Linked DNA regions of Mus musculus: region 1 is linked to region 2. A link is a loop called in an ENCODE intact Hi-C map of the cell type or tissue named here. Cell type or tissue: heart. All regions are shown on one strand. Region 1 overlaps Gm35330 (a long non-coding RNA gene). Region 2 has its middle 51 kb from the start of Gm40661.

Region 1 (4,000 bases), 110 kb before region 2:
TCTGATTGTCTGTCTGTCTGTCTATTATCTATCTGCCTATTATCTATCATCTACCTGTCTATCAAACATCCATTATCTGCCGTCTCTTTACTCTCTATGTGTCACCTATTTACCATCTCTCTCTCTTTCTATTACACATCTATTTATCTATTTGATCATCTATTGTTTCTCATCTATTTACTAATCATTTTATTATGTATTAATGTCAACTCTTATCTATTGATTAATCAATAGATCTATAATCACATCTATCAACATATGTTGATCAATTGGTCTATCATTTGTCAGTTTTCTACTTATTATCTATTGGTGTACATTCATATTTACCTGTTCATATTGATCTGTGTGGAAATGATACAACAAAAGAGCATTTAAAAACAACTTATTTATTTATGATTGGTGTAAGTTTTCTTTTAGCCTCTAACCACTTCTTCAAAGTCCACCAAAAATGAAGGCCAAGAGGCAGTGAACATATCTCAGTTGGCAGAGTACTTGCCTAGCACGCATAAAGTCCTGAGTTCAAACCCTAGGACTAGAAAGCCAAGCATTTCACAGTGCTGATTCTAGAAGTTGGATGAATAAGAAGTTCAAGTGATCCTAGACTACCAAGTTCAAAGGGCCATGTAAGACTCCTTTAAAATAATAAAAAACAAATCACCAAATAAACCAACAAAAGCTTTAAACAAAGCCAAATCTAGGACCCCTGTCTTAGTGCATAGACAGTTAAAATAACAAAGCATCAGTGTGTGACAACGGATGTCTTATCATAGCATCTCATGCTGACTGTTAATTCGACAGATGCTTGCTGAAGCTCTGGTAAATATCAGGCATAGGAATTCTCAATATCAGGAATTGAGAATTCAAAAAAATCCATTTCAGGTCCTCGAAGAAGCCACATGACTAATCAGTTGAGGTGAAATATGTGTCTTTCAAATATAATAAGAACTAATTGCCAATTCTGAGAATACTGAAGGCTGCCTAGGTCCCTTTCCAAGAAGCATGTTATCTGATGAGCATGTTTATTCTCTGGTCTCTGGTGTCCAGACCACATTCTCTAGGGCTTTTCCTTCACAGACAATAACAGTCTCCAAGGGATTATCCTGTGTGTATATTTGTGCTTTTCAGTGTCTGCCATGGCACTCTGTGGCTCTGTGATGTAAACACTTATCTTCAGGTCATGTGATTTGGTCTCCTCAGAGCCACAACATTGTCCTGGCAACAGCTTTGATAGTAGGGTAAGTAAACTGATTTATAGACTCTATCTGAAGCAGCACACATCAGGAACATTTATCATATTCTAGATGTAGTTGTAGATGAAGTTGACCTAGGTAGTTCCAGGGAGGCAAACATTTGAAATGAGTCCCGGAAACGTTTTTCATCTTGAATTGGCATTGAAATATACGGATCGGATGTCTTGGCTTATGTCTACGGGCTGTTCATAGGGTTAATTCTATTATGGAATGGCACTATTCTGTTTCTCTGCCCAGTGTGTCTAAAGTTACCTTCTGTAATGGGTAGTATACAGCTTTGGCCACCAGATGTAACTGTCCCTGACTTGAGCCGTAACAATAGCTCCAACCTCACTTGCGAAGAGCAACCAAAACAAGCTGAGGAAAACGCTTCCTTGCCGAAAGAACACGTGTTCCAGAACGCGAGCTGCAGCAGACAGGCTACGTTCTTCTGCAGTTGACATTCTTTCCCCACTGACTTATTTTTACTTTCTGTTTGACTTGGCTTGCTTTTCTTTTTCCCTAAACGGTTTCTTCAGTCCTTCCTCCCTGGTAGGGTTTCCAGAGTGAAAGTCCTTTCTGCCCACACTTCGCAGAACTCAATGCAGACTCTTGTCCAGGGTCACTTGACGTCAAGGCTGACTTTTAAGTTTGCCAGAAAGACGATCTTTAGGGAACAGTTGACACCATCACTTTCTCTCTTTAGCATACAGCTACAAGCTGCCGAAGTTTATAGTTTACAAATTGCATTTCTAAACAATTTAATAAAAGGAAGACAAGAGGAGACTTTGAACACTGACAACTAACTCTTTTAAAAGACTTTTAACATCAGCATGTGTTAATTCATTACTCACTCCTCTCCCTCTCTCCTTGAGTTTTAAAATGCTTTAAACATTCCATTGCTTTTAGAATGCATACTTAAAAATCATTTATTTCTATCCCCTGAGATCATTCTATATTGTTTACTTTGTATGCTTGGATGATGTGCCCTCTGGATCTTAATAAAATCTACTTGAAAGCTTACATTGTGCTTATTTATAATTTTGAGTCTGTAGAAATTTCTCCGTTTAACAATAACTTTCTTGACTCTGTTCTCTGACATAAAAAATGGTTCTTGAAACCTTCTCTCTTCTCTTACTATTTAATCCATCCCATGACACCTTTTCCCCCTCCCTTTATTTTTTTTAACAGCCTGTCACTGAGTATTTGTTTACCAAATGTTACTTTTCTTGGATAAAATCTATTTTTGAGGCCTGCAAAAGCCAACAACTGTTTGATGCTGTCAGGCTTCGCTTTTATTTATGCATGAATAACATAAATAACTTGAAAATGACCCTAGCCTGTTTTTCTCAGATTTAGAGAGAGAGAAAAAAGTGCTTCCGGGCAATGTTTATGCCAAACCTCCTCATGCCAACTTTCCGGTTTTGGTGCCAACTGGTGTTTACAGCCAAGTTGTAAACCTTTGGTAAACACGACCCGTAATAAAAAGGCCAAGACAACCTGAACCAGGGCACTAAGGAATGGGTGTAAGTTTACTCTAAGACCAAAATTCTAACAGGAACAGAAGTGGGGAGTCAGCCAACTATGAAGTGCTCTCTCCAACCCACTGTAGCATGGAGAATACACAAATGATGGGTTTGTCTGCTAAGATCCCATTAACCCCACTTAGGCATTTTATTGGTTTCCTTTGCCACTGATTCAGAGAAGCCCAGTGATAAATTCAAAGTACCAGCTTTTATGTTGCCCAGTGGTTTGTTGTTGTTTGTTTGTTTGGTTGGTTGGTTGGTTGGGTTTGGTTTTGAATGTAAACTCTAACCAGGAGTAGAGATAAGAGCCTTAGCCTTGAGATGCTGTGTTATGTTGATAAGGACTGGCCAGAGTGCTTAAGAAAGAATCAATAGGCCCTTTTAAAATAAATTCAGAGATACCCATCCATGCCTACATTTTTTGAGTATGATGTATTCTGTATGTTGTTTATAAAACGCAAAGAAAAATATGTTCTTTATTATTTTTATTATTACTATTACTGCTACTAGTAGTACTATTCTCTCATATATCTCATTTATTTCCCCCTTCCACCCAGTCTTCCCTCCTTTCCCTTCTCCAGATCTACTTCTCCATTTCCCTTCCGAAGAGGGCAGGCCTCCCAGGGATATCAACCAAAGGTGCCATATTCAGTTGCAATACTATGAGGCACCTCCTACTTTGTTAGGATTCTATTTAGTGTGTGTGTGTGTGTGTGTGTGTGTGTGTGTGTGTGTGTGTGTATGTGTATGTGTGTGTGTGTGTGTGTGTGTGTGTGTGTGTGGTATGTGTGTATGTGTTTGTGTGCATGTTTGGAGGTATGCACAAATTTGTGCCTGTACATGTGCCTATGTGAGCATGTAGAGATTAGAAATCTATGAGGTTGTGTTCCCTCGTCACTTTCCCCTTATTTTATAGAGACAGGTCTCTCATTGGACCTGGAAGCAGACTGTCTGGCAAGAAAGCCCCAGGGAGCCTCCTGTCTCTACCTACCTAGAACAGCAGCCTCCATGAGAGATTTTTATGTAAGTTCTGGATATCTAATTCAGGTCTTCACGCTTGAGGGAAGTACTCTACACACTGATTGCTTCACTGCCTCAGAGCCTTATTTATGATTCTGTATAAGTAGTTTATTTCCTTGGAGTGAGACCCAGGCGTCTAATTGGCCTCCAAAATTGAGCAGGGACATCTACTTCTCTTTAAAGTCTTCATCTCTGAGTCTTTCCTGGATTCTAAGTCCCGTGACC
Region 2 (4,000 bases):
ACCTGTTAAGATGGACCTCCATACTCCATTTTGGTGATAAAATAATGGCAAAAGAAATTTACAACAGTGAGGAGGAAATGAAAACTCATGTCCTTTCCCTAACCTCCCCTTCCACGGGGCCCCACAGTTTCAACTCCATCTTTCTGTACTCTGAGGGTATAAGTCAGCTTTTCATTTCCTACCTCTATGCCAGGAACATTCACTCTGGCTCTGTCATATATACGAGTGAGTGTGTGTGTGTGTGTGTGTGTGTGTGTGTGTGTGTGTGTGTATACATATGTATAATGTCTGTCTTCCAGGTCTGAATTGTGCAACCATAGAAGATGTGTGGAACTATTAGAAGCCTGGTATCTAGGAGCTGAATTTCCAAGAAAAAAATAATGCAAATTTGTGTTAAAGACTTTGCAAGGCTTAGCAACTGATTAAAACTTCCATGACTGTGGAAAGCTGGGGGTTAATATTTCTAGAGCCAAATTGTCTTGGATATTCTTTGCCTTCTTGATAGCTATGTATTGTCTATCTCTGTATTTGACATAACACCCTTGGGACTATTCGGTAAAATCATTTCTAAAATGTTCAAAGATCCTTAGCATCTACCATTCCAAACATCAGGTGATATTGAAAGCCATAAGAGATTTTCCTGTTTTTCTATATCCTACCTACTGCATATTTCCTCCAGTGCATTTGAAAATCTTCCAACTTATCATTTCTATTGATTGATTGATGTAGAAACATCTTGCAACCGTCACCACATTATGACATGTTATTTTGGGTGACCTATATCTGTGTTCCTGGGTCATGGTTACTCATATTTGGCTCCAGAATAAACCATCTTTTATTCCCTTTGAAAAGAGAACTGTTTTGTTGTTGGTTTCTTTTGTTTTGATTTTGTTTCCCAATGACAGGCTTTTCTACTTGTTTGCATGAATGAACTTCTTAGGTTTTACAACTACCCTGGGAGGTAGGTACATTGCTGGTACTTGCTTTTCAAATAAAAACAATTGTCATGTAAAAGACTGGACACTTTCTCTAATCCATAGAGCAGACTGGCCTGAAACTCACAGAAGACAGAGCTGTTCTTCTCCTTTTGGTCACCACTACACACCAGTCATCTGTGACTTTGGGGTGGGCATCTGTTGTCAGTTTCAATTTTAGTGTGCCTTCTTGAAACTTTTTATTTCTTCTTGGACCACAGTGTAGTGAAAATATGCTGACATACCTTGGTTTGAAAACCTAATCATTACAACAGACTGAAGTCATGTAGTCACAATGTAGTTAGGCAGGGATTAGAAATCTCAAGTTGATTTTACAAATATTAACTCTCACTTCACACATGTATGTGCTCAGGTGGATGAAGAGCAGATATTTGGACCAAACATTGTATGGTCAGCACAGGGATAAGCAAAGTTCTACTTGGTTACAGTGTTGCATAATTCATACAGCCCTGTATATCTGTCTGGTGATGGTAATCTGAAGCAGGACCCAGCTGTCAGAGCTCATGATGGAAACCGGGAATATAAAGTAAAGGTTCTGGTAAGTGTGGCTGCCTGGACCTGGGGGTTATGCTGAGTGTCTGTATACAAGGCCCTGGGCTAAACAAGCAAGTGTAAAGCCCAGGATAAGTTCTGCCTCTGATTATGTCTTCTTGCCTAGAAGCTGTTCTCTAAAAAGCTGACATGACTGCGGTCCTTCCTCCTTATGTTGGAGACTGTGCCTTGGACACTGCACACTACACACTCTAGAATGTGGTAATCTAAGAGAGAAACACGGCTTCTAGCCTAGCCCAGAAATCAGAGATTGAATTTGTAGTCATAGCTCTGTAACAGAGAACTCTCAGTGATGAGGATAGGTGGCGTGATAGAATGCTTCTCAGAAACACTGCGCCCATGTCTCCTTTTCTTGAAAATCCCTGTTCTATGTTTTTGAAGACCCATTTATGCATTTATACTTCCATTCAAGGTGGGAATTTTAGACATGTCTGCAGCCTTTGCTTCATTGCATTTCCTGTGCCACAGCAGTGGCCTAGAATCTATATGGACACCAAGCTACAATGCCAAGGCCAACATGATACTACTCAGTATGGACAGGATAGTTCTTTTTCCTTATCTAATTCCTCACCAGAAAATATTTGCCCAACAAAGTACCCAACGAATCTAAAGACAAGTTTACGTGAAACAAGCTTAAATCTTTATTTGTGCAATGTCTTTAATTCCTCCTTATCTTACTGCAGCCTTCCAATCTTCCTTTAAAACTACTTGAAGCAATGTTTAAGAGAAGCTAACTGCAGGATGCCCAGTCACACTCAGAGCAGGAAAGAGTTCTGTGTGGGTTAAAGAGCTGAAGTCATGGTCACATGGGAATGTCAGGAGCAATTAGCTATTCATGGGCGAGACAAGAACGGAATGTCCCTAAATAGAGGAAATGTTATTCTTAGATTTCAACTGAGAGAAGGAATGTGGAAAGTTATTGACAGGGAAGCTTTAGCATGTGTAACAGGCCTTTATTTTAAAATTGCACACACACAGTTACATTGTTCCTACGTGCAGAAAATGAGATAAATATACACATAGATACAGTCAGACAAATGCAGTCACATATACGCAGAGAGATAGACATGTACATACTCCTACAAATACACAGTCACAGCAGACACACAGAGAGACAAAAACACCCAGAGACAGAGCACTCAGTCAAAGGCAAGTGCATAGTCACACACATACACAGTTATTCAAACACACACAGACAGGGAGAAAGACACATAACCCAGAGATACACATCGAGATATGTGTACATGTTTACACACTATGACAGATATACTCACATAAACATACAGATACAACTCAAATGCACAAACACAGACTTACACACAGATACAAACACACACATTATTCCCCCCACCCCCACACACACTTACACACTGTCCTCCTGATTTTTCTTAGCATAAGTATATGTGGGACATTTTGCACACTTATCGTTCTCCTATGATAGAGCAGTGTTATGGAGACTAGGAGATTGGTTACAACTGTCTTCCATTGTTATAACTCTCTGAAATCCTATCTTTATTTGCAATTTCATTAAATTCAATGAGAACAGCCATTTGCTGTTGATAATTCTAGTGCTGATCCTCAAACGTGTTATTTTAAGTGGTTCATATCCTCCATGTGGGCTTTGAAACATCTGTTCAGACCAGAACATATCAGCAAAAAACATATTTTTTCTTTTCTTAGTCTGAGTCCAGATGGCTACATTTATGTACCATGTACCATAAGTTTCAATTATGTACTGTGATTTAATCTATTTTATTTTTATATCCCTAATAAAACTAATTATTTAAGAAAATAAGGACTCCTAATATATTCATAATGGACTGTGGTGAAAATGAAAGTGCCATGTGTGTGAATGTTTTTGCTAAGACGCCATCCTTAAAAAGGATGTTTCACATTTAGTGTTAAAATAAATCAGTGTGTAAAATCCATAATTAAAGAAAAGTTTAAACATTTCCTTTGAATGGACATGCTAAATGTAAACAAAACCAGCTTCACCAGAATTGCACTTTCTAAGAAGAAAATCATTGAAATTACAAGGGAATAATAACTTAATTAAAATATAATGAGTCATTTATCATAGAAATGTAAAATGAAGTAATGTTTCTCTTTAATCACTCTTTAGACCACAGTGGCCAATGTAAATGAGTACAAATGTGGACTTGGAAGTAACATTGCTTCAACAAGGATGGTTAATTCTATTTCAGAAAAATAATGTTCCAAGCCCCACTGGGATACTCTTACTTTCAAAGTAGGATCACTTTGTCAGTCATTCTGTGTGTGTGTGTGTGGGTGTGGGTGTGTGTGTGTGTGTGTGTGTGTGTGTGTGTGTGTGTGTGTGTGTATGTCTATGTTTTTGTGTTCTTGTGTGTGTGTGTGTGTGTGGGTGTGTGTGGGTGTGTGTGTGTGTGTGTCTATGTTTTTGTGTTCTTATGTGTGTGTGTGCTTGCATGTGT

Evidence for each region. Peaks named below come from ENCODE experiments on the same cell type or tissue, not always from the same donor. Only the 100,000 strongest peaks of a DNase experiment are listed, where the experiment ranks them.
Region 1: it touches region 2 in a loop (2.0-fold over the local background); 3 of 42 quality-filtered maps call a loop at or near these places.

The regions. Positions count from the first base shown.
Region 1 is chr13:5,712,089-5,716,088 of GRCm38, reverse strand. The region is part of intron 1 of Gm35330 (a long non-coding RNA gene); the gene reads left to right. Among named protein-coding and RNA genes, the nearest start is that of Gm35330, 11 kb to the left of the region's middle. In heart, a CTCF peak has its summit at 1,536 (motif pointing right); a DNase peak (open chromatin) is centred at 1,688.
Region 2 is chr13:5,602,770-5,606,769 of GRCm38, reverse strand. No RefSeq gene overlaps it. Among named protein-coding and RNA genes, the nearest start is that of Gm40661, 51 kb to the right of the region's middle. In heart, no CTCF peak of the experiment used is centred here; a DNase peak (open chromatin) is centred at 2,339; H3K27ac peaks cover 1,749 bases.